3 separate regions of the Homo sapiens genome follow, and regions 1 and 2 are each linked to region 3. The links are chromatin loops, found by intact Hi-C in ENCODE. Cell type or tissue: mammary epithelial cell. All regions are shown on one strand. Each heading gives the region's core, and the rest is flanking DNA. Links, peaks and the distances in the headings are about the cores only. Region 1 overlaps PLXNA2 (plexin A2). Region 2 overlaps PLXNA2 (plexin A2). Region 3 overlaps PLXNA2 (plexin A2).

Region 1 (7,625 bases), core at 3,306-5,805, 110 kb after region 3:
AGACACCTGGCAGCCCTGCCTCATATCAATCCCTGTCATAAACCAGGCACCCTGGGGAAACGGCCTGGAGGTGTGTGGGCCAGGCCTCCACGAGGTTCCATTTGAAAGTTGATTTGGAGACATAGGTGTTTGACTTTGGAGTTCACTCCAATCATCCAGTGGTCCCTGGCAATTAAAAAGAAAACAAAAATCAAACACTGTTTACAGCAAGCAATACTTGAAGAGCATAGGTTACAGAAGCTGCAGTATTTATTATTATGCTTTCTTTCTTTCATTCTCTCGTGCCTGGAGAGGGGAGACCACCCTTCGCTCATATACGGAAGCTCCTGACCATCTGGGCCTACAGCACTTCCTCAGTAGAAATGACTGTGGCATGCCCACGTTACTACCTTCTGCCTCTCTTTCTGCCTCTCACGGACTTGTGAGTGTGAAGGACAAGTGGATGACTTCTCACTGGACTTTCCTTCTCTGTCTCTTCTGATGATGCCTAAAACTATGGATAACCAATTCTCCTGAGTGTAGATTCCAAACAAAGAGACCAAAGCTCCATGCCCAGGTCCAAAGGCCCCATAGAAGCCAGTGGGAGTCATCGAGAGGAAAGGCGCTCTGTGAGTGTCAGGACCTTGGTGGCCAGGATAGCCATCAGAGTGTCCAGGCCTCCCACATTACCTTGGATCCGAGCAGCCAGCTCCAACTGTTCTGCAAGCAGCACTGGAGTCAGGGGGTAGGAGGACAAGTGGAAGCAAAGGTGTGGGACTGGGGAAGACAAAGAGGAACAAGCTGCCCTTCCTCACTTTTCAAAGGGTCAGGAATCCTAGGCTATGATGCTGGGAAGCTAGACCAGCTCCTCCAAGAGAGACTAGACCAGGGTCATTTTCTCTGTTATTAACTCTGGGCTCCAGCTTCTCCGTGCCCTGCTTTACCTCCAAGTGGTTCCAATTTCCAAAGGCCCTGCTGACCACATGTGATTCCCAGGAGAGGGCTGGGGGAGGGGAGCGCAGAGGTCTGGCTTCCATCCTTGGCGTGTAGCTTTGGATCGCTGTCTAACCACACAGCAGACGTTGCCCGGTCTCCCCAGCTCTAGTTTCTTGCCTGAATGCGGCTGACAAATGGGAAGAGAAAAGCATTCAGCAAAATACTCAGGAAACTTGCTGTTTTCATTATAATTCACAACCAGCCATGCCAAGGCCACTTTCTTTTGAAAATCCACTTCTTTAAAGTTTCTCAGGCCCTATTAGTAGCCTGAAGGAAATACTAATGACTGGCCTTCCGCACTAAGCCAAAGTGTTTGCTCTTCATAGCACTCAAAGCTTATCAGCGCAGAGCCCATAATTTATGGAGATAAAAGGAAAGGAGATATAGGTAAGAAGAGTGTGACCAGGAGACCTTATGCTACCTGTAAAAAAGTTCAGCCCACCCCATCTAACTTCTGAGCTCTGTTTGGGTGAAGATTTTCTGGCCGCATGGCTGCTCAGACTGGCATCCAGGCTTTGCTCCACCAAGAAGTTAAAGGCAGTCGGACATCTCAGTAGCATCTCTACCAGCCCTTAACTCAATGCATCTACCTGGCATCTCCCAGCAGTTACTTTTGGAGACGATTCACTGCCCCTGGGGCGTTTCCTTGAAGGTTTGTGGAGAGCGTGGAGAATGATGGGGCAATGGCCAATTGGAGGGTGGAGAGTGAAGAGCCGGAGCTGGCTGTGAGTGGTTTGGCCACATTTCTCAGGATTCCATGAGAGACTTGGGGAACTTGGGCTGACAAAGGAAGTAGCCTGGGGCATCCTTAAGGAAGGAATTAAGAAAAGGGAAAAAGCTGGACTCAAGCCACGCCATGAGGGTGAAAGGTTATAAGGCCCTGCCCCCTTTCCAGCTGCCCACCTGTTCCTCCTCCACACCTCTTCGCTTTGGGCCACCAAGAACCAATGAAGTCCACACCCTTTGGATGAGAAAAAGAGGGAGTTGGTTGGCCTCTCTTCTCCCTGTTATCCAATTTGAGGATATTTTGACCTTGGGTAAGGATGAAGTGTTAAAGCCACAGCTCCTCTCCACAAGAAGCCATTCATCTTGGGGGAGGCAGAGAGGGAAGTCTCTCTCCAAAGTCTATCCAGCTTCGCTTCGTTTCATTGATCTGCACAAGAGACAATGCTCTGGAAAAGGAAGAGGACCCCAGAAGGGTGCTTGGCAAGACAGAGGATGCTAATGGGCAATGGAGAGCACTCCCTCCAGCTGGCCCCTGCTGCTGCCTCCCGTCCTCTGCATGGGGTCAGGTGCTTCTGTGCTTGCTGTCCTACCTCTCTCCACAGCAGGGCTCTCAAAACCATTTTGATCCCCCATTGGCAGAGGGTTCCCCTCTTTACAGAGTTCAGTCATTAAAAGCATGGATCAGCTGTTAATCTCATTGGAGGAGGGAACTGTTTCCTGCATTCATTCATCTGGGAACCTTCTTGAGTAGCCACTGTCTGCCAGCCACTGCTCTAGAGATGGGAAAACAGCACGGAACAAAACCAAGGTCTTTCTTCCAGCGAATTTATATCCTTCAGGAAGCTGGTTCCTGCCACCAACTTAGCAGGCAACAGTTCTCCTCCCCTAGTGGCACAGGGTACCAGTTTTGTAGGAAAAGTGGTCCAGCAAAGGAAGAAAGCAGACCAACCCAGCTGCCTTACCTTATTCTGGGGCCATTCCCCCAGCGATGAGAGCTGCTCTTGTTTCTACTGCCACCATCTCTTCTGGCTGCACTTCACCTGCTGCTTGAGCTTCTGACCTTCCTTCAGTTCCACCAAATGAGGACAGGAAATAGCAGTCAAGACCCCTGGCCCTGCTGAGCGTGAAACAGAAGCAATGGATGAGTGCTGGACGAAGAATGGCCTGGGCAGAACAAATAGGGAGCATTTGAAAGCTTCTGGCTGATAAATCTCCAGGTGCATCCCGGTTGCCACGCCTGCCCCCATTAACCTGCTCCTGGTAAATACTGATCCAGCAGCTGCTCCAGGAGAGGCCGTCTTTTTTTCCCAGCCACGCTGTGTCTTGCATGAGACTCCTGGGGCCTGGGCACAGAGAGAAAAGAATTGAGACTCAGGAGGCTCAGTGGGTGAGAAAATGCAAAGTGGCTTCACAGACACAGGGCTGTGGGAGCAGATCGACGGGGAACTTGGGAGATGAACTTCAGGGCCTTCCGACGCCTTGTCTCAGGAACATGCTTTGAGAAAAATGGTAGCATCCTTTCCATAACTCAGTCTCTCTTCCCTAGTTTCCCTGAAGTGTGACGTTTTAGTATCTGGAGCTCAGTGATCCCCATGAATGAGGGATAAAGTTTCACTCTTGGTATTTTCTAACTAGTGCTAGGGAAAGTCCTGAGACACGATCACAGCCACTGCTTGGCATACAGGGCCTCCACCCAATAAGCAAACTGGAGATTCCTCAGCCTCTCGTGGACACCCACATCTCATTCTTCTCACAGCAGAGAAGCTCTCCCTTCAGCCTGAGCTGTCTTCTTTCTGCTGCAGTGCAGCCTGCTCCCTCCTACCCTGGCCTCAAGGAAGGTAGGAAACATCTTCTGCATTTCAAAGTCCTCACTTTGACTTATTTGGCCTTCATCTTGGCATGGAAGGTGGCAGGCAGAATGGAAATACTCCCCCCAAACAGAACAGATATTCTTGCGTGTGTAAGGGCAGAAGGGACAAGCTCTCTATCCCATGAGACTAGGGGCCGGAGCCCACCTGCCTTTCCCCACAACTTTTCCTGCTCAAACCCACTCCTCTTGACACACTGGAATCTGTATTATATATATTTTTAAGAAAATACAATGATGGTTGTCTGGTTTTGTTGTTTTTACAGGTGTTGTGGAATAAAAACTGTAAGAAAATTAAGTATTTAAAATGTTCCAATAAAGTGGGGTTTTTTGTTATTCTAATATATTATTGTGTACCTATTGTAAATATGAAACACTCCTATTTTGCAAGCTGAGGACACAATTTGTACTGTTGTTATATATAAATAAAGTTTACTGAATTAAAAAAACCTTAAATCTTTAAATAAACCCGATTGTTCAGCAGCATATATGCAGAATAACATTTTAAGGGCATATTTAAGAATGGTACTCATGGAAATATGAGCTAAGTTGTTTTGAGGGAGTTTTAGAATTCTCTCTGGAGCCAGAGCTTATTAATGTACCAGTCATCATCATCAACATAACACACACACACACACACACACACACACACACACACACACACACACACACACACACACACGAGATACCGTGGCTTATACCAGCAGGTGAACACTGCCCCCTAGCCCCAAGACCTCAGAATACAGCTTTCCTCCAACTGGAGGCAGCTAGTGTACTCCATGAGTTAGGACCCCTTCCCAGGAGAGAAGGGAGGTCTCAGAAGAATGAGATCCTCCTCTGCCTCCATGCTTAATACATGTTCTTCATGTGTTTGTACATTCATGTATACAAAGTGCATTCTTGTGCTTGTACAAAACGTATTAAGCACGGCCTGGCACTGTGGTAAGTGCTGGGGGATAACATAATAAGTGAGAAAGACATGATCCTTGTCCTCATCAACCTTTTAGTGTAGTGAAAAGCATAGGCTTGCTTAAAAAGGAATGTTTCACCATGCCTTGAGAAGGGGTTTTATGGTTGCTTTTTTTTGGTCATTTTCAGTTAAAGGATTAAAGGTAAATAAAGGGAAAGATGCCAGATAGTGTGTGCTTTTAGATCCAGTGCAGGTAAGACAAGAAGGCGGGCCCTGCCTAGGGGAGAACAGTAGCTGGGCAGACAAAGTCCAGAGGCAGCAGAAACATCACAATTCCACAGTAAGCCTGAGAGGTAGGGAATTGATCTTAGGACTCCTAATCCTTAGGGGTCCCTTAACCCTAGGAGGTCATGCCTCCTCCCCTCCTCTGTACTTTCATCTATTTTACGTTCTGGTGTTCCAACATGTGTGGGTGACACTTCTTCTCTCTGGTAAGAGAAATAGATGAGAATAACTCAAGTATCCATCTGACATCTCAACTGAGCATGCAAGCAAACTGCTGCTCACTATTTCCATGATAATGGGACCAGGAGAGTTCTGGGTCTTCAACCTTATACCAGGCACTAAGAGTAGAGCCTCCTGAAGGATGAGGTGCAGGCCCTGCCTTCAGAGTGCCTCCAGTCTAACATGGACAGCCAACACACAAGGGAGAATGGGGCCTGGGACTTGTAAAACAAAACATGTAAACAAGTGCATGTTGGTAAACATAGTGTGTGCTTACAGCTTCAAAGAGATCATAATTGGGAAGATTGTTAGTCCCGACTTAGCAGCCTCTGAGTTCACAGTGTTTGTGGGTCCCCCATCCACACCGCACACATGTACACACACACACCCTTCCCAGATGGAATGGAGAGATGCAAAAGCTGGTCCTGAGGGTGAGAAAAATGCAAACATAACACCATGAGGAGTCAGGAGGAGAGGAGAAGAGTGCAGTGCTGAGGTCTGCATGTAATTAGTGTGTCATTTTCAACAACACAGTGGGCCTCAGGCCTGGGGAGTGCACCCTTGGGCCTGGGGAGTGCACCAGAGCTTTTTACTAACTTTAAACCATCCTCCTCTTCTCTCTGAAATGCAAACCTAGAACCCTGGAGGCACTCGAGTGTCTAGCAGTGAAAAATGTGTCTTTTCTCAGTAAAAGCAACAATATGGCCCTGGTGAGCTCCAATGTGGGACAGAGCAGTTAGATGAGTCTTGCCTCTGTCACTGCCTGACTGGGCTCCTGGCTTCACAAGAGGCTGGGATACAGGGAAATTTGGACAGAGGAGGACGTTTCTCAGTACAGGATCCTTACTTCCCTGAGTTTTCTCCAATCTTCTTGCTGCTCCCCTCACCCCACCGCCATCTGTCCCCTCAACAACTTGGACTTAGGGTATCCCTATTATTAAATACCTGCTGCAGAAACTACCATCCTCTGGCAAGGAAGCAAAGGAAGAGGATGGAAGCTACCAGGTGGTCTGTCTTGTTCACTGTCGTATTCCCAGAACAGAGCACAGACCCTGGCCCACAGCAGATGCCCCTTGAGTATGTTCTGAATAAACAGATGATGGAATGAATGGAACTTGGGAACCACCTACCAAATGCCAGGCTCTGGAACATCCTCCCTTGTAGGCTTCTCATGCTCACATGATAAGAGTTTTCCATTTTTTAGTCTGAGATTCAGAGAGGTTAAGGGACTTACTTAAGACTGCACAGTTACAAAGTGGTAGAGCCACAGAGGTCTGATTCCAGACTTCACATTGCACAGGCTTTTTCCACTGCACTTTCCACACTACCTTTCATTAGCTCTAGAACCATTGAATACTTGGAAGTCCACCCCAGAAATGGATCCTTCCTCTTGTAACAAGAAGATCCTATGGAGACACTCTTCCTCATTCACCAATAGTCATGTTTGTTCAATGCAATTGATATCTCTTCCTCACTTGCTATGAGCATGACACTAGACTAGGTACTATTAGGAACACAAAGGGAGGGAAAAGCTAAGTCCTGAAGTTGCAGCTTTCCCTGGGTTTACACTCTAATGCCAATACCAAATCATTATTCTATAAGAAAAAGATTCATCCCTTTTATTAGGGGTATTTCTATCTCATTTTTACCACAAATGCAAAATAATTTTGCCAAACTGTGTCAGTAGAATTCTCAGAGACCTATTTTCCTCAATTTGAGGGTAAAACCTGCATGATAAGACACTCAAGAGAATTTAGGGAGATGGGTGCTGCTGATTGTCTGCGCTTGATCATATCAACACCACGAGCTGCCAAACATCTCAGCTCAGCAAGTGAGCTGAAAGACAGAGGAGGCTTCCACCTGTCAGCAGCCAAATGAGCAGCCCACCAAAGCACATGCACAGAAATTTCTACTGCATGTAATTGCATTCATCTTATTCCTGGCTTTGCTTTATGTCTCTGTCTCATTTATCTTGATTCCTCACCCCTACTCCTTTCTAATTGCTAGGTTTCATGTATCCCCTGCTAAGAGCATAAGCTTTGGATTCCGATTGCCTCGGGTTGAATTCCATCCTCAAGCTGTATGGTCTGGGGCAAGTTATATAACCTCTCTGTGCATCAATTTTCAAATCAATAAAATGAGGATAATAATATGCATCCAATAAGGTTTTTATATGGGTTAAATAAGGTAATGTATGTAATGGACTAAGTATTACAATAGGTAAATGAGCAGGAGAGAGAATGAACCATACATCCTTCTTTTTTTTTTTTTTTTTTTTGAGATGGAGTCTTGCTGTGTCACCCAGGCTGGAGTGCTGTGGCGTGATCTCGGCTCACTGCAAGCTCCACCTCCTGGGTTCACGCCATTCTCCTGCCTCAGCCTCCTGAGTAGCTGGGACTACAGGCACCCGCCAGCACGCCCGGCTAATTTTTTGTATTTTTTTGTATTTTTAGTAGAGACGGGGTTTCACCATGTTAGCCAGGATGGTCCCGATCTCCTGACCTCATGATCCGCCCGCCTCGGTCTCCCAAAGTGCTGGGATTACAGGCTTCAGCCACTGCACCCAGCCACCATACATCCTTCTTTTACAGGCAGCCCAGGAGGACCTACAGGCAGGAATTGATGAGCATCTCCATCTGACTG
Region 2 (7,625 bases), core at 2,669-5,168, 52 kb before region 3:
GTTTCATTCTTGATGCCCAGGCTGGAGTGCAGTGGTGCCATCTCAGCTCACTGCAACCTCCGCCTCCCAGGTTCAAGCAATTCTCCTGCCTCAGCCTCCCGAGTAGCTGGGATTACAGGCAACCACCACCATGCCCAGCTGATTTTTGTATTTTTAGTAGAGATGGGATTTCGACATGTTGGCCAGGCTGGTCTTGAAATCCTGACCTCAGGTGATCCTCCTGCCTTGGCCTCCCAAAGTGCTGGGATTACAGGCGTGAGCCACTGCGCCCAGCCTATATCTCCATTTTGCAAATGGATTGAACTGAGATTATTGAGTCAGTAAGCAGTGGATCCTAGGCATAAATCCCTAGTTTTGTGGCTCAAAGTTCACAGCCTCCATGAGGGCTCCATACCTTTGTTGTGTCTTTTCTTCTATCCTACCCTAAAGCAGGCATTCAGCCTATCTTGCTAGAACCTCGTGACATGTAATCTCTGTAGGTTTTGGGCTACAGTAGGTGTAAAGGACAATAGGACATGGGTTCTTTCCTCAGGTGCCTAGTTGAAGGCATGAGATAAGCTTGCCTCCTTTGTTCTTCCCCTCAAGACGTGATCTGGGGGCTCCATTCTCATAAATATTCAGGTGCGCGTCACTGGTGGTGGTGCAATGTGGAGCTGGGGGAGAGAAGCCCAGAAATCGGGTGGGCTGAGCTCAGTCCCAGCTCTACAGCCACTGACCTTGGGGAAATCACCCCAGTTCTCTTATCCCTAAAATGGAGACATTGATCATTTCAGTTCCTCCTTCACAGGATCGTGGGGCAATTTAGTGAGATGATACGTGTGAAAGCAACAGTAACTGCACACCACTGCACAAATGTAAGGGTTAGTGCTGCCTTCTCTCTGCTACCTGACCCATCTGATCAGCAGCATCAGAAAGAACCTAACACCTGCAGGTTTTATCCCGCAAGTACATGGCCTGGTAATGCTCTGAAGGTGGAGAAAATACTTGCCAGGGACTTTTACAAGATCCTGGTCATTGTGCTAACAGTAAGGGAAACAACAGTCCAGATAGGACAGAGTACCTTGCAGACGTCTTCGCATAGCACTGGCTGGTTTGCTGTCTCTAAAAAATTTTTTATCTTGTGAGAGTTTCAGGTTTGCTTTCATGAGTCAGCTTTAGGGAAGTAAGCTGAAAGCACAGTGCAGAAAAGATTTCAGAGCTCGAGTTGTTCAGGTGGTGTTCTTTGGAGCGCATTTGTTGTTCAGGCTGTTGCTCCTGCTTCCCTCCCTTCCAAATCCAGCCTCCCTACGGTCTCTCTCACACACACAGAACCAAGATCAGCCTCTCTGGGCTATGTAACAAAAACCATCTTTCTCTTGCTGGTCCATGACATAACCCTGCCAGTCTGGGAGCTATTACTTTTTCCAGATGTGGAATAATTGCAGGGCTAATCACCCCTGGAGACTGCTGGGACCCTTCTCTAAGGGTCTCCAGGTCCTTTCATTTAATCCTCATGACAGTCACTAACAATAAAGAAGAAAGTGGTAGATGCTGAGTGAGGAGCTAAGATATTTGTCCAGAGACACAGCAAGCTGCATGTAATTCTGGTTCAAAATTCTTAGGTCTGCAAAAAAACTGAAAAATGTCTCTTGTCCCTCCCCCACCTTCCTACAGGAAGGATTTTGTACAAAATAACATTGCAGGCCGGGCGCGGTGGCTCACGCCTGTAATCCCAGCACTTTGGGAGGCCGAGGCGGGTGGATCATGAGGTCAGGAGATCGAGACCATCCTGGCTAACAAGGTGAAACCCCGTCTCTACTAAAAATACAAAAAAAATTAGCCGGGCGCGGTGGCGGGCGCCTGTAGTCCCAGCTACTCGGGAGGCTGAGGCAGGAGAATGGCGTGAACCCGGGAAGCGGAGCTTGCAGTGAGCCGAGATTGCGCCACTGCAGTCCGCAGTCCCGCCTGGGCGACAGAGCGAGACTCCGTCTCAAAAAAAAAAAAAAAAATAAAATAACATTGCAATTCCCAGGACAGCCCTTCATTCCTTAGCTACTTCTCTACAGATGTGGGGCCACCTACTCTCCCCCTATCCCATTTTCTCCATCACCGCCTCCTGCCTCCAAGCCTACCTTTCTGAAAGATGTTCTTGACACTGTCATTAAACAGCTGCCAGCAACACCTGCTGGCATTCTCTGTTGCAAAGATAACAACCCAACTTTAAAAAGAGAGAATACAAAACAAGAAAGGCTATGGGAGGTGTGGTTGTGGGTTTTGGTTTTATTGTGTTTTTTTCCGTTTGTTTGTTTTTTTGCCAAATTACATTTTGTACATTTCTCTGTTGATTCTCTTATTCCTTTGCATTTTCTATTCTCTATTTATGAACCCCCTCTCCCAACCCCCACTTTAAAAATCAAGAAAAGGAAACCTGTTTCAGGATTAAATATGGTGTCAACATGTGGCTAGGATCTGAATACCTCAAAGAGAAGTCACAGGGGTTGTCTCCACCTACCCAAGCCTTTAATGGTGGAGAAGGAAAGATGGATTTAAAAAAGACGGAGGAGCCAGCCTTTTCCTCCTACCCTCCTGGGCCTCCTTCCAACAAATGATGATGCAGGGTGATGAAGATAGCGCTCTCAGAATCTGTGCCTAGTGATAACTCCCTCAGAAAGTCATGGGGATGCTTTCCCCACCTGTGCGTGTACACTGGTGTTTCTTCTGTTTATGCAAGGAGTCATTGCAGGGAGGGCTACATCTAGTCTGCTGCCCCAGTGGTTGCTAAGTCTTGATAGACACCACCTCTATCTGCCCTGCCCTCCTGCTCACCCACAGAGATGTGGCCCATTCTGAAACCACCAGCACCTCTTCCTTGCCACACCTGTCTCTAAGTGCCATTGGATCCCACTGCACAACTAATTCCCTTTTGCAGCCAGCTGGAGGAACACAAAGCTTATTACTCTCTTAAGACAATAGCTCAAAAGTGATAGTTTCTTTTTTTTTTTCCTTTTTTTTTTTTTTTTTTTTTTGCTTTCAGAGACCAACAAGGAATAAAGGGGCAGCTTCAGCTTCAGGAAATCGAGTTGTGTTTTGTGTTGCCAGGGGGTTGGGGGCTGGCGAGGGCTGAAGAGGTTGGGTTACTGGAAGCAAGATTCAAGGGAGCTTTGCAGAGGTCAACCCCAAGCAGTCTTTGTGGGAACCATCAAACTGATGACTCTGCTGATTTTCTATAGTGTCATGGAAAAGGATTGTAGGGAATTCTTGCCAAGTCTTTAGAAGAAAAGATATATATAGCTAAAGACATGTATATTTATAGAGAGATATATGGATATATTTATGCCAGTCATGCCAATGAGCTCTGCAGCGAGGAGAGGCCTCTAGAGAAGAGCAGGGCACCAGGATCTCCCTGCAGCACTTTCTGGCCCTTGGGAAAAGGAAATAAGAACATCATCGAAGGTACCTGGATCTGTGGCCTTAATCCTGAGAGGCCCCACCTCCTGGACTGAGAGGGCCTCCTTAACAAGGCCAAGCCAGGAGTTTTCCTTTGAACGGTTCAGTCAAATCCCTGCAGCCTAGAAGACACCTTAGAAGGAAATCTTTCTGGGAGTCTTTGATCCCTGAGGAACCTAATGTTCAGAGCAGAGTGTGAGAGGCAGGGATTCCTTATGGGCCAATGCCAGGAGTAGGGAGGGGGCTGATGGGAGGGCTGAGTGCTCCATGCCTAAAAGAAGGGAAGAATGGCCCCAAATTCATTTTTGCTTCCACCTGTGGGCAAAAAGCTTAATTGGACTGTTGGGCTTGGAAGGGCCCAGACCCTGCTTTTAGAGGAACTGGGAGGCTTGCCTATTTAGCTGGGACCATCTGCTGGCCCCCCGCTTAAGCCTGGGGGAACAGCTGAGGCTTACTGAGAAATTGGGCTAAAGATTCTTTCCAGAAATCTCCCTGGAACTGCATGAGGCGTGTGTGTGTGTGTGTGTACTCTTTGTGATTTCTCTGCACCAGCGGATCTCTTAATGTGAGTAAAGCAGCGCAGGCTCAAGGGTGAGCTGGGCGGGAGGCTTTGCTGGGTGTGCCCAATATCTGGCTTTAACATCTCTCATTCCATCTCCATCATGTCAACAGCTTTCAAGATTGACTGAAGCATAACTGCTTGCTTCATCCCCAGCCTGTGTGCCCCTTCCATCCCTGCCTACACCCAACCCTGTAGAGGCCCTGGGGTGTGATGAGTAAGTCAGGGTAATGACACCACACCCACATTATCTAGGGCTGGCCTTGGTATACTTTCCTTGGTTTTTTTTTTTTTAAGCAGGGGGTGGAGAAGGGAGGCAGAATATGATTGCAAAACCTATTTGGCTGTAGCTACCACCTGAATTCCTCTTTTGCTACAGACAGCGTCCCCCTTCCTCCCCAGGCAAGTTAAATTGCTTAGGACTGGCAAAGAGACTCAGAGTCTAAAGAAAACCTTCGGGTTGGCAGAATAAACATTCTTACCCGTCCCTTCCCTCCTCCCTGTCTCAACCCACCCCACATCTATCCTCTGGGCCAGTTAGCCCTCATTCCTAAGGAGCAGGCTATCATGTGAACATCTGGGGAAATCAAGAATGAAAGTTACACTTGAGTAAAAACTTCCTAGAACAGCACTGTCCAAGATAACATTCTGTGATGAGAAAAAACTTTTATATCTGTGCTGTTCAATACAATAGCCACTAGCTACATGTGGCTATTGAGAGATTGACATATATTAGTGTGCCTGAAAAGCTGAATTTCTTATTTTACTTAATTTTAATTAATATAAGGATAAATAGCTACCTGTGGCTAGTGGCTATTACACTGGATGGTACAGTTCTAGAATATGAAGTAGAAATAACTTAGAAGTCTAGGGTACCATGAAAGCCTAAAGGAAAAGTCTCCAACTCTCAGTCCCAGTTGAAAAGGGGGCAGTTTTGTAAGATGCTACAGTGCAATTTCTTTTTCATCTGCCCCAGAATAAACCAAATTCCCAGCTTAAAGCATCAGACGGGCCTCTCTTGGTGATCTGTTTCCCAGGTAAAAGAAACTGAGGGGTAGATAAGCAGGAGTGGGGCCCAGCACCGTCCCCCACCCCCAAAGACCCCCCCCTCTCCCTCTCTGGCACCTGGCTCTGGCTTCTCGTCTACAGCAGGGACCCCAGTGGGGACGCTGCGCAGAATGGTGCTGCAACTGCGGACATCTGGTTTCCCTCCCATCTCTGCCCCTTCATTTCTTTTCTGTCAGCAACAGCTCCTGGCTGTGGATGGTCAGCAGAGTCAACGAGGCCTGCAGACCTCCTTTCCGGCTCCCTCTACTCCCCCATCCCCTGCTGAGGAAGGTTAAGGGAGAAAGAGAAAAAAAGAGACAGGAAGGCAGAGTGAGGGTGAAATGAAATGTTAGTGACATTCAAGAAAGTGAGTTCATGGGGCTCTCACTGCCCTCCCTCCGGATTCAGGATGAACCTTGTCTGGTTTATAAGCCATCAGTGGCTTCTCCCCTGTCTGAGTTGCCAAACTCTTGTGCCCCCACCCTCCATGGCTCACTGCAACACATGTGCCTCCTCCCATATCATGGCAGGTCCATCTGTGACCTTTGTTCTTCTGACCTCTCCCCTAGACGAAGGGGGAGCCCCAGAGGAACTTTCCCTCCCTATCCCAGACTGAATACATTCAACCTGCCTCTCTGTACAGCCTCCCCCAGTCGCTGTGGGTAAACAGGAGGAAGAGAGAGGAAAAGCTTTCTTTCTTGACTAGGAGGTTGGCAGCCCCAGCTTGATTCCACATGGGAAGAAGCTATTCCTTTTTCTGATCTTGGCTCCTTGGCTTTTACTGTCCCCTACCCCTAGCCAGAAGCTGCATTAATTCACCGGGTCACTCAGCAGCCAGAGTCTCCTCTAGGAGAGGCTGAGCTGCCCAACCTAGGAATGGGCTAGAACCCAGCAGTACTGGATGCAAACTCCCCGCACAGCTCTGCCCAGCTGAAAGGCTGCCCTTCAAACCCCTTTTCTTGCTCAGAACTACAGGGGAAAGCAGGAGAGCCCCTGTTTTGCTACAAACAAGCAGAGTGATGGCAAATACGCCTCAGTTTTCCTATCTGCAAAATGAGGAGACGGCCTCATAAGGCCCTTCCGGAGCTCCATTCCATGAATGCAGTGTCCCAACATTGCCACTCGCATGGGCAGAGCAAGACGCTTTCAGTAGCTATGGAACTGCCAAAAAATTCTCTTGCAGTTTTTTGGTGGTTCTGATTTCTTTTTTCTGTCTTTCTTTCTTTTTTTCTTTTCTGAGACAAAGTATCACTCTGTCACCCAGGCTGGAGTGCAGTGGCGCGATCTGGGCTCACTGCAACCTCCACCTCCCTGGTGCAAGCAATTCTCCTGCCTCAGCCTCCTAAGTAGCTGGGATTATAGGCAGGCACCACCATGCCCGGCTAATTTTTGTATGTTTAGTAGAGATGGGGTTTCACCATGGTGGTCAGGCTGGTCTCGAACTCCTGACCTTGTGATCCGCCCGCCTCAGCCTCCCAAAGTGCTGGGTTTACAGGCGTGAGCCACTGCACCCGGCCTTTGATTTCTTAAGGAAGAGAGATGAACCCATTGCTCATCTCCTTCTACTGGTTTGATTCCTTTTGTCTTGAGTTCTAAGCTCTGGAGCTGAGCTGAGCTGAGCTAGACTGAACAGGCCACGGTGAAAGAGACAGGAGAGACACTAAGTCAATTTGCCTTTGTTTGTATAGCAGCTAGAGCAGGGAGGAGTTGAAATGAGATAATAGAAAGAACTTCCTAAATGGGACACGGTCTCAGGGGAGTGTAACATTTTCTTTCCTAGCAAAATTTCAAAATAAGAAAGTTGGAGGAGAACATTTGCCTCCCAAAAGCTATTTTTCTGGACATAATTTAAAATTACAGCTTCTCCTCCTATCGCTCTGTATTCCGCCACTTCCCATCCCTGGACCTCATCCCTACCTTCACAGTGAACTCGGGCCCACAACGGCCTGGTCTACAGATGGCGGAAAGAGGTGGGAGGTTTTGCCAGAGAGCAGGGGTGAGATTCCCCTCCCAGCCCCTCTCTGACTTCTGACCTCTGCACCTTTCTTGCTAGTGATCCCTAAATTACTGGGCTGTCTAACCCTCTCTAGGGAGGAGGGAAGCAAACAGGGCTGACGGGAGGTGGAGCAGAGAAAGTATGAGGTGGAGGTCAGGGGTCTTTTCACAGTGTGTTTTGGCAAAGGAAGCCTGTGGAGCTGCCAGTGGGATCAGACTTTCATCTCCTGAGCTAGCCCCCTCACTGGGAAAGCAAAAGCTGTCACTGGAGCTGTGATTTGGAGCATGTGCTCTGGGGAACTAGGCTGCACCCCTCAGGGTCTGGCCCCCTGAAGGAAAGACCAGAGAACAGACAGGGCCTTCCCTGCACCCTCCTGCCACCACCCTCCTCAGCCTTAGGAGGTGACAGCAGTGCCTGGAAAGGGGCTTGCTCAGAAGGAAAAGGCTCGGTCTGCCTACCTGGGTCGGGAAGTGGTAGATGGGATTGTCCTCAGGGCCCCAGCCAGCATGAAGCCTCTCTGATGCTTCTTATAGCCCTCAGTGTGTTCCTATCACTCCAGAGAACCTCCCACATGCATTTGTCTCCCAGTCCAGCAAA
Region 3 (7,625 bases), core at 3,161-5,660:
ATGCAATTGTTGTGAGGATTGAGAGAATGCATATAAATCACCCAGCATCATGTCTGACACATAGTGTTTTCAAAAGGTGGTGGTAATTATTATTACTAGTAGTAGTCTTAGAACTTCTTTGGAACTTCAGAAAGGGCTAGAAACATCTCCACCACAAATTATGGCTGGCACAGAGTTCCCAGTTTCAGGCAGTGGCCTCCAACTGCCATTCCTCCTGCTTACTCCCAAGCGCTGCCTCAGAAGCCTCTGGCCTGGCCAAATGACAGCACTGAGCTGAGTCTCCCATAATCTGGTATTTATTTTAAAAATCCAGGAATGTGCCTGGCAGACTAAACAGTCCCGCTCCCCTCAATATACAGGCAGGCAGCCCCAGGCCGATGTGTGAGGCCAGAAGGCCAGGATAGCAGGCATCTGTGGAGAGAAGGGAGGAGGAACCTGTGAGCCTGGGGCTGCATGCATGGACACCGGGCCAGAAAGGGAATACCTATGGGGCTTTTCATTTCTGGTTTCTCCACGTAAGTAACAAAGTCTCACGCTCATTGTGAAAGATGGGTCTGCCACTCTCCAGGTAGTGAACATTCAGACCCCAGTTCCGAATGTCCTAGATGTACTAGTAGTTGGCACACTGTTCTGGTTATTTACTGCTTTGTAACAAACCACCCCCAGGTTTGGGGATATTTTTAAAAACACATTTTATTATGCTCAAAGACTGTGTAAGTCAGGAATTCAGATACGGTGCACTGAAGACGGCTCATCTCTATTCTATAATGTCTGCAGCCTCTGCTAGGATGACACAAATGGCTGGGACTGACTAGAAGGACAAGGGGCTAGAATCATTTGGAAGCTTCTCCCCCTACATGTCTGGGAAGTGGAAGCTGGGATCAGTTGGGACTGTTGACCACAGTGCCTTAGACAAGTCCCTGCCATGTGTGTTGGGCTTCCTGACAGCAGGCGGCCCCCAAGACAGTCAGAATTCTTGCTTGTGGCAGCTGAGGACTCCAAGAGTGAGTACTCCCTATAATGAGGTAGAAATTGCATCGCCTTTTTGTGACTTGGCTTTGGCAGTCACGCAGTCGGTCTGCTTGCCTCTTCCCTCTGCTGCCCAACACCCATGTGATTCTGATGCGTGTGGTCCATGAACACACATTAAGAACATGATTCCCCAGCTACCAAGGTCATGGAATCACAGAGCATCAGAGCTGGTAAGGACTGTAGAGAGCACCCATTCTGACCCCAGATAAGAAAGACGAGGCCCAGAGAGCACCCTGTTTAGCTGCCCCATCAGCATTGTGCAACACCCAACGCCCAGCTGGAGTCATCAAAGCTGGACTGATTTCTTCAAACATGTGGGGAAGTACTGACAACTTTAAAGCTTGCTGTTGATTTGCTGAAGGTTGTGTAAGTCCTACCTGAGGTCTATCAAATGCCTGTGGGCCCTGAAAATGCTTTCAGGAAGGGTTTGCAGGAATCCATCAGTAGCAGGATCACACTGCCTGGAAATTTTCCCATGGAGGGTATGCTGCTTATAAATAGCTCTCCAGGCAGTCTTCCTGTGGCAATATTGTCTCATCTTGCACAGGAGCAGGCCTCTCAGTGACTTACCTTCAGTATGTGGGGGAGTGGGACCTCATCCCCATGGATTACAGGAAACTGGCTTTTTAACCACATCTGTTTAACGTAATTTAAAAGAGTTGGGGCAAGGAGACTGTCAGCTTGGAGTTTCAGAAACAAAAATTATTTGGAAAGATTGTAAAGCCACCCTTTCCTGAAGGTCTTAAATGCAGGAGAGACCCCCCACCACCCCCTAAGAAATTCTCTGCATTGTTTGAAGACCCTACGCAGTATCTGGGGAGAGATGGAAGGACAGGCCAGACCCTTAGCATACCATCCACCAATGTCCAGCAGCTGCACCAGAAAACTAATTGTGGTTTCCTCCATTTGGAGGAGGCCCTGTCAACTACTAACCCGGATCTAGAACCAAAAATAAGAATCCTTTTCAGAGGTGCTATTGTGATACATGGGGCAGTAAGTCTTCTACCTGTAGCCAAAGCTACTGAACTGTTAAGTCCCTAAGGCACCTAAAGACCTTGGGGAAGGGAAAGAAAAAACGTGGGGAGTCACACTTCCAGATGTCCCCTGCTCATTTATTTTGACATCTCAGACTATTATTTTGATTGTGCACATTTGTTTAGTCCAGGCGATAAGGCTTCCCAGGGTGCAGGCAGAGCATGCCAAGGTGTATTTTTACAAGGCGGGCAAGGACTCAGTAACAGGAGACCTCCCTTCTGCCTGGGCTGGGAGGCCTTGGCTGAGCCTCTGGGGAGGAGGGAATGTGAGGGGGCAGGGAGGAGAGTTGAGCCTGAGGGACTTTGGGGAGAATTACAGAGTTTGCGGATTAGGAAAGTGAGGATAAGCGAATTGCTGCTGCACTTTTGTTTTAAAATGTGTCACTTTCAATCCAAGGCTTTGATGCACATGTGTTTCTGGTTAAGGATGCAGGACCCCAGTGTGGCCCAGGAGCTGAGCACTCACATCAGTGCCTTTCCCAAAGAAAGGGCGGAGTCCTGCCTCCCACCTCCCGGGGCTGTGGGTGCAGGCAACAATGACCACCTCAAACCCGGGTTTTGATTTTTTCCTCTTTCTTTCCCCCATTTCAAATGTCAAGGAACAAAGAGGCTGATAGGGAGCTGATTCTCTGGCTATTAATATTCTCATCGGAGTATTTTTTTTAAATAAATATTTTCACATGAGGGAAAGGCAATGCAAACCCACCCTATTAATCAGACACTTGGCTTGCTGTATTTAAGAGAGAAAACTCCAGCCTCTTATTTTGAAATCCTTTGGTTTGGAAAGAAATGATTGAATACAATGCCCAGGCTGGGAGAAGTGGTGCCAAAAACCTCATTTCTCTAAATGGGCAAGGGGGTTGGAGACTCTCTAATCCTTGATGAGGGATTTGATTTTTCTTTCTAGATAGGTATTGCTGAAGGATGACACTGACTGCCCAGAATCATGTTCCTATGACCAGGAGATGGGAAGTTACAGTGTCTCACCAGAAGGAAACTTACCCTCCTTCATTCTTTTAAATATGGGGAAACTGATGCCTCCAGAGAGGAAAGTCATTTGCCTAGGCCATCATCTGAATTACCAGAAGAATCAGGGTAAATCCTGAGTAACCTGGTCTAGCCCAGCATCCTTTCCCAACTTGACAACAGTTTCACTCAGCACAGACAAGAGTGAACACTGTGTTTAAAAACTTTTAATTAGCAACATTAAAACAACCTAGGCCCAAGAGAGTTCCTGAAGATGTTCCGAAGGGTCAAATTAAAATAGGGAAAGATTTGCATATTGTTTGCATATGCAGACTCATTCATTCAATAGACCATTAAGTGTTGACCATGTATAATGCATAGAGCTGTCCACTGACAAGTCATTTGCATATGTAGATATAGATAGGGCTGTCTTTCTAAGTAATATTCCAGCAAAAGTCTCCTTCTAAATAGGGCTGCCAGGAAGATAAGTACCTTCTTGATTTCTTTTTGCTGTTTTCAATGCAACAATAGCACTATTACGTATGCTTTTGTATAGCAAAAAATAAAATAGAATCCCTGCCCTCAAGGTGGTCAAATTCTGGAGAAGCGCAATGATGTATAGATAAATCACAAGATAAGGTTATTTATTTGTACATCAGAGCAATGCTGTAGAAGAGATGTACTATGTATTCAATGATTAAAGTAACTCATAAACGCATACCACCAGGAAGGGACCTGTCCTGGTTCCCTCCCTAATTGGGGTCACTCGGGGGACTCACCCTCTCCCTAACACAAGAATCCAGAGCTGGTTTATCCAGAGATTCTCTAGTGAAGAGCAGCCCTTTATTTTACAGAAGAGGAGATGAGAGGTCTGAGGGGGCAGTGACTCCGGAGAAGAAAGGGTATACCAAGCCGAATGTGGAGAAGCAGACAATGATTGACTATCAGTAGTTTCCTGACAGCCATGGGGAGCAGCCAGCCTGGGTTCAAGCCCTGGCTCTACTGCTTACTGCCATGTGACCTTGGGCAAGTTGCTTCACCTTTCTGTGCTTCAGTTACCTCACCTGTAAAATGGGCATAATTATGGCATCTGTTTGAAGATTAAATTAATTAATGCATAAAAAGCACTCTGAAAAGTACCAGGAACCTACTACCCGCTTAGTAAATGGTAGTAGTAGTAATTATATTTTTACAGTTGTGCCCCCATACATCATCATCAGGCCAAGCCCTGCAGGTCATGCTTTGCAAACAGCCACACCTAAAAAAAGCTTAACCACCCTGCCTTGCCTCTCAGCCCTACCTTATTTAAGCTGTGTTGAAATCTAACTAATATTTTTGCCGTGTTTTTCTTATTTTAGTTTACAAACATGGCCTCAGCTAATACACCAGTCCTATGAGATAAGTATTATTGTCCTTGCCTTTTTTTAACAGATAACAAAACTGAAATTCAAACTGACTAAGTAATTTGCCCAGGGCCACCAAGCTGTCCAACAGCAGGGCTGGGACTCCACCCCACACCTCTGAAGCCAAATCCACACCTCTTCAGCTTCCTGAGACAGCGCCCCCTGGCTGCCCTGTGGCTGCAGAAGGCTCCTCCCCTCCTGCTCTCCCCACACCCGGCTCCCAGTTAGGAAAAGGGTTCAGAGGCGGCTTTCTGGGCTCCAGGAGGCCAGCACAGACTCAGTAACTCCTCATTTGACACCTTCAAGGAGATTGGAGTAGTGCACTGTTTAGTTTAAAAAACCAATAAAGGAAAGCAAGCACTGCCCCGGGCCCTACATGGACAGTCAGGGGAAATGCCTCTGCAGGTGGTCAGAATGCAGGGAGAAAAAGCACCTCGCCCCAGGAAGTTACCGCGGAGTTTCTCCTGCGCAGCCAGCCAAGCGCCTCACGAGCATGATCTCCCCTCTTCACAAGAACCTGGGAAGACAGGTATTATCTCCCCCGTTTGACAAATGAGGAAGGCCAGGTGCAGCAATGTTGAGGGATCTGAGCTAGGTGTGTCTATGACTTTTAGGAGGCATAGCCGGGAGTGAGGAGCCTGTCTGTGTGGCTGCAAAGCTCCTGGACTGCTCGCCCTCCCCTAGCACCAGGAGAGCCCATGCAGAGACCCCAGCGGGAGACATCATGACTCCTCTGCATATTTTCTTACCCCCATCCAAAGCTCGTCGGTCTGGCAAAGGAAAAACCTTTTCAAGGAGGGCAGCTGCAGAACACATGTGAGGCATTGAAGCCCCGATTCAGCTTCTCTGGTGCTGTTTCAAGTGTGAACCATGCAAACCCATATCAGCTCAATCCCTGGCCCTAAGTAAGAGGTTCTCAGACTCAAGAAAGCCTCCTGTGTTCCCCATCTTAAGTCTTATCCAGCCAGACACAGGGGGCCCCGGAATGACACCCCAGAGCTCTGCAGCCTGCTTTTCAGCTCCTTCCAGGAGCGCTCCCTTGTGTTCCCTGCGTTGAGTTTCAGTAATTGAATGTGTTTTATTTAGACCATAACATTTAGTGCCACTTTGGATTTCCAATTAGGCTTCAATCAGATGCCGAGAGTCTGATTCGTTTTGTTGTTTTGATCAACACGAAAGATGGCAACATCAGAGGAGCCGTCATGAAAAGTTACTGCCATCCACTGATGACTAGGACGGTTTCTGTAGTGTGAAGATGCAGGTTCAGAGGTGTCGAGAGCGGCACCATGCATCAGGAAGAGGGGCAGAGGCAAAGGGGAAGTCAGTGAACCCCTGGAGACAAGCGCAATTGGAAGTCCTGGGGTGCGTGGCCGGGACTTGGCAAGGTCCCTCTGTATGTGGGCCAGGGCTCTGGGTGCCCCTGAGGGAGGGGAAAGGTGTTGGTCTCCACCCCAGCAGATTTCTCATACAAATGGTTCAGGCTTGAACAGCTCCTCTCAGGCCTTTTATCCAGGGACATCTTTGTGAACACAGGGTTCCCATGAAGTGGGAAGCTGACCACCACTTTTTGATTTCTTTAGTGAAGGCCTCTGAACTCCTCAGCCAGAAGTGACCAGCTGTACTCATTTACAGAAATATGTGGGGGGCTTTTTCTCACCACCTGTGAGTTCTGGCCAGCCACTGGCACATGCTGTCTGTCAGATAAGGTTTCTCAATGGGGTTGATCCTAGGGACAAAATTTGGAATCCAACTTTGAACTGCCAGGGAGTTTGTTGCGGGAGGGAGGTGGCAGGATGGCAGAGGGGTGATGGGAGAGTGGCCGGGGAGGAGTAGGTAAGAGTCTGCCTGTGCCAATCATCAAGAGTCACTCACCACACATCTGAGTCAAGGTCAACTGGAGCCTCATTTTCCCCATTGATAAAATGTGTTTGAATGCCCCTTGCGGCAATGACATTGGGTGCATTCCTTCTAGCCATGAATGTGTATGGAATGGAGGCTGTGTGCACAGCGCTCGGAGGCTGACCTGGGTTCGAGTATGCATGTGCTTGTGAGAACAGAAGTTGGTGGGGTTGGTGAGTGAGATGAGAGCAAACGTTCCTGTGTGTTCTGGGGGTGTTAGTGTCTACACTATGTTAGTGTTAGTGTCTTCACTATGTTAGTGTTAGGCTCTTTCATATGCCATTGCATGTACCCACTGGGGGAAATGTGTGTTCAAGCCCTTCTCCTCCCAGCTTTACACTGTTTTTAGAGCCCAGCTTGGCTGCATTTCCAGCTGGCCCTTTGATCTTTCTGTAGCAGGCCAGCTCAGGGACTCAGCTTTTCAGCCGCAATCTCCACTTCATAGAGTGCATGCCTTGTGGTTAAGTTCCCTGAGCCTTTGCCACTGTGCCTCAAGTTACCTCCCTCACCTCACCTTGTTCCCCCCAGTTATGACTGGTCCCCACCTTGCAAACAGGTTGGGGTTTGAAACTCCCACCAGGTGATGAGAAGGCTGACTGTGTCATCAGCTGTTGGTGACTTAGCAAACAGTCTGGGTTCAGCCTCTGTCCCTCAACTAATATTTAATTATAAGAAAGAGGTGGGCAGAGATGCAAGCCAGGTAGAAGGAAGACAGGAGAGGGAAGAATGAACTGAGATGAAAAAAATGTTCTAGCCACTTAGCCATTAAATAGCTCATCAAACAGCCTTTGAGGACCAACTGTGCTCACAGCAAAGAGCTTATCCTTGCACTATCACACATACATATGGAAAATAGACAAGTAAGTAGTGAGTTACAATACAGTATGCAGAGTGCTGGGATTACAGGAGAGGGCACCACCCAATATAGCCTGTGAGTCAAGGAAGGCTTCCTGGAGGAGGTGATGCTCTAGGTGAATCGTGAGAGGGGAGGGGCTCACCCAGTGGAATAAAAAAGCAAAGAAATATTGTTCAAGTTAAGGAAAGCTTGGGAGTGTGAGAGAGTTTGGTATATTCAAGGACTATTTCCCAAAACTTGATACTGGCAGAGCTGAAGGCAAGGATTAGGAGGCATCCATCCTCACAGAATTTCTGCAGCATGCAGGTGAGCAGCCTTCAGGGGGGCTCAATCCACCCACCTTTCCTAAGAGGGATTCCCCCAGCCCCAGCTGCTACAACATAGAACTTGGTAGGAAGCCATCATGCACCCAGCCCCTGGTGCTCTCTGTGGCAA

What was found. A loop is a pair of places that touch in the nucleus more often than their neighbours do. Peaks named below come from ENCODE experiments on the same cell type or tissue, not always from the same donor. Only the 100,000 strongest peaks of a DNase experiment are listed, where the experiment ranks them.
Region 1: it touches region 3 in a loop (6-fold over the local background); 3 of 110 quality-filtered maps call a loop at or near these places.
Region 2: it touches region 3 in a loop (7-fold over the local background); 15 of 110 quality-filtered maps call a loop at or near these places.

Annotation. Positions count from the first base shown.
Region 1 is chr1:208,018,653-208,026,277 of GRCh38, reverse strand. It overlaps PLXNA2 (plexin A2), which reads left to right. Exons shown (of 32, transcript NM_025179.4): 32 at 1-4,036. Among named protein-coding and RNA genes, the nearest start is that of LINC02767, 63 kb to the right of the region's middle. In mammary epithelial cell, for the core only: a CTCF peak has its summit at 4,292; a DNase peak (open chromatin) is centred at 4,217.
Region 2 is chr1:208,181,077-208,188,701 of GRCh38, reverse strand. All of the region lies in intron 3 of PLXNA2 (plexin A2), which reads left to right. Among named protein-coding and RNA genes, the nearest start is that of PLXNA2, 59 kb to the left of the region's middle. In mammary epithelial cell, for the core only: no CTCF peak of the experiment used is centred there; a DNase peak (open chromatin) is centred at 4,171; H3K27ac peaks cover 1,584 bases.
Region 3 is chr1:208,129,339-208,136,963 of GRCh38, reverse strand. All of the region lies in intron 4 of PLXNA2 (plexin A2), which reads left to right. LOC124904500 (a long non-coding RNA gene) reads right to left here. Exons shown (of 2, transcript XR_007066851.1): 2 at 3,223-7,625. Among named protein-coding and RNA genes, the nearest start is that of PLXNA2, 110 kb to the left of the region's middle. In mammary epithelial cell, for the core only: a CTCF peak has its summit at 4,604; a DNase peak (open chromatin) is centred at 4,553; H3K27ac peaks cover 792 bases.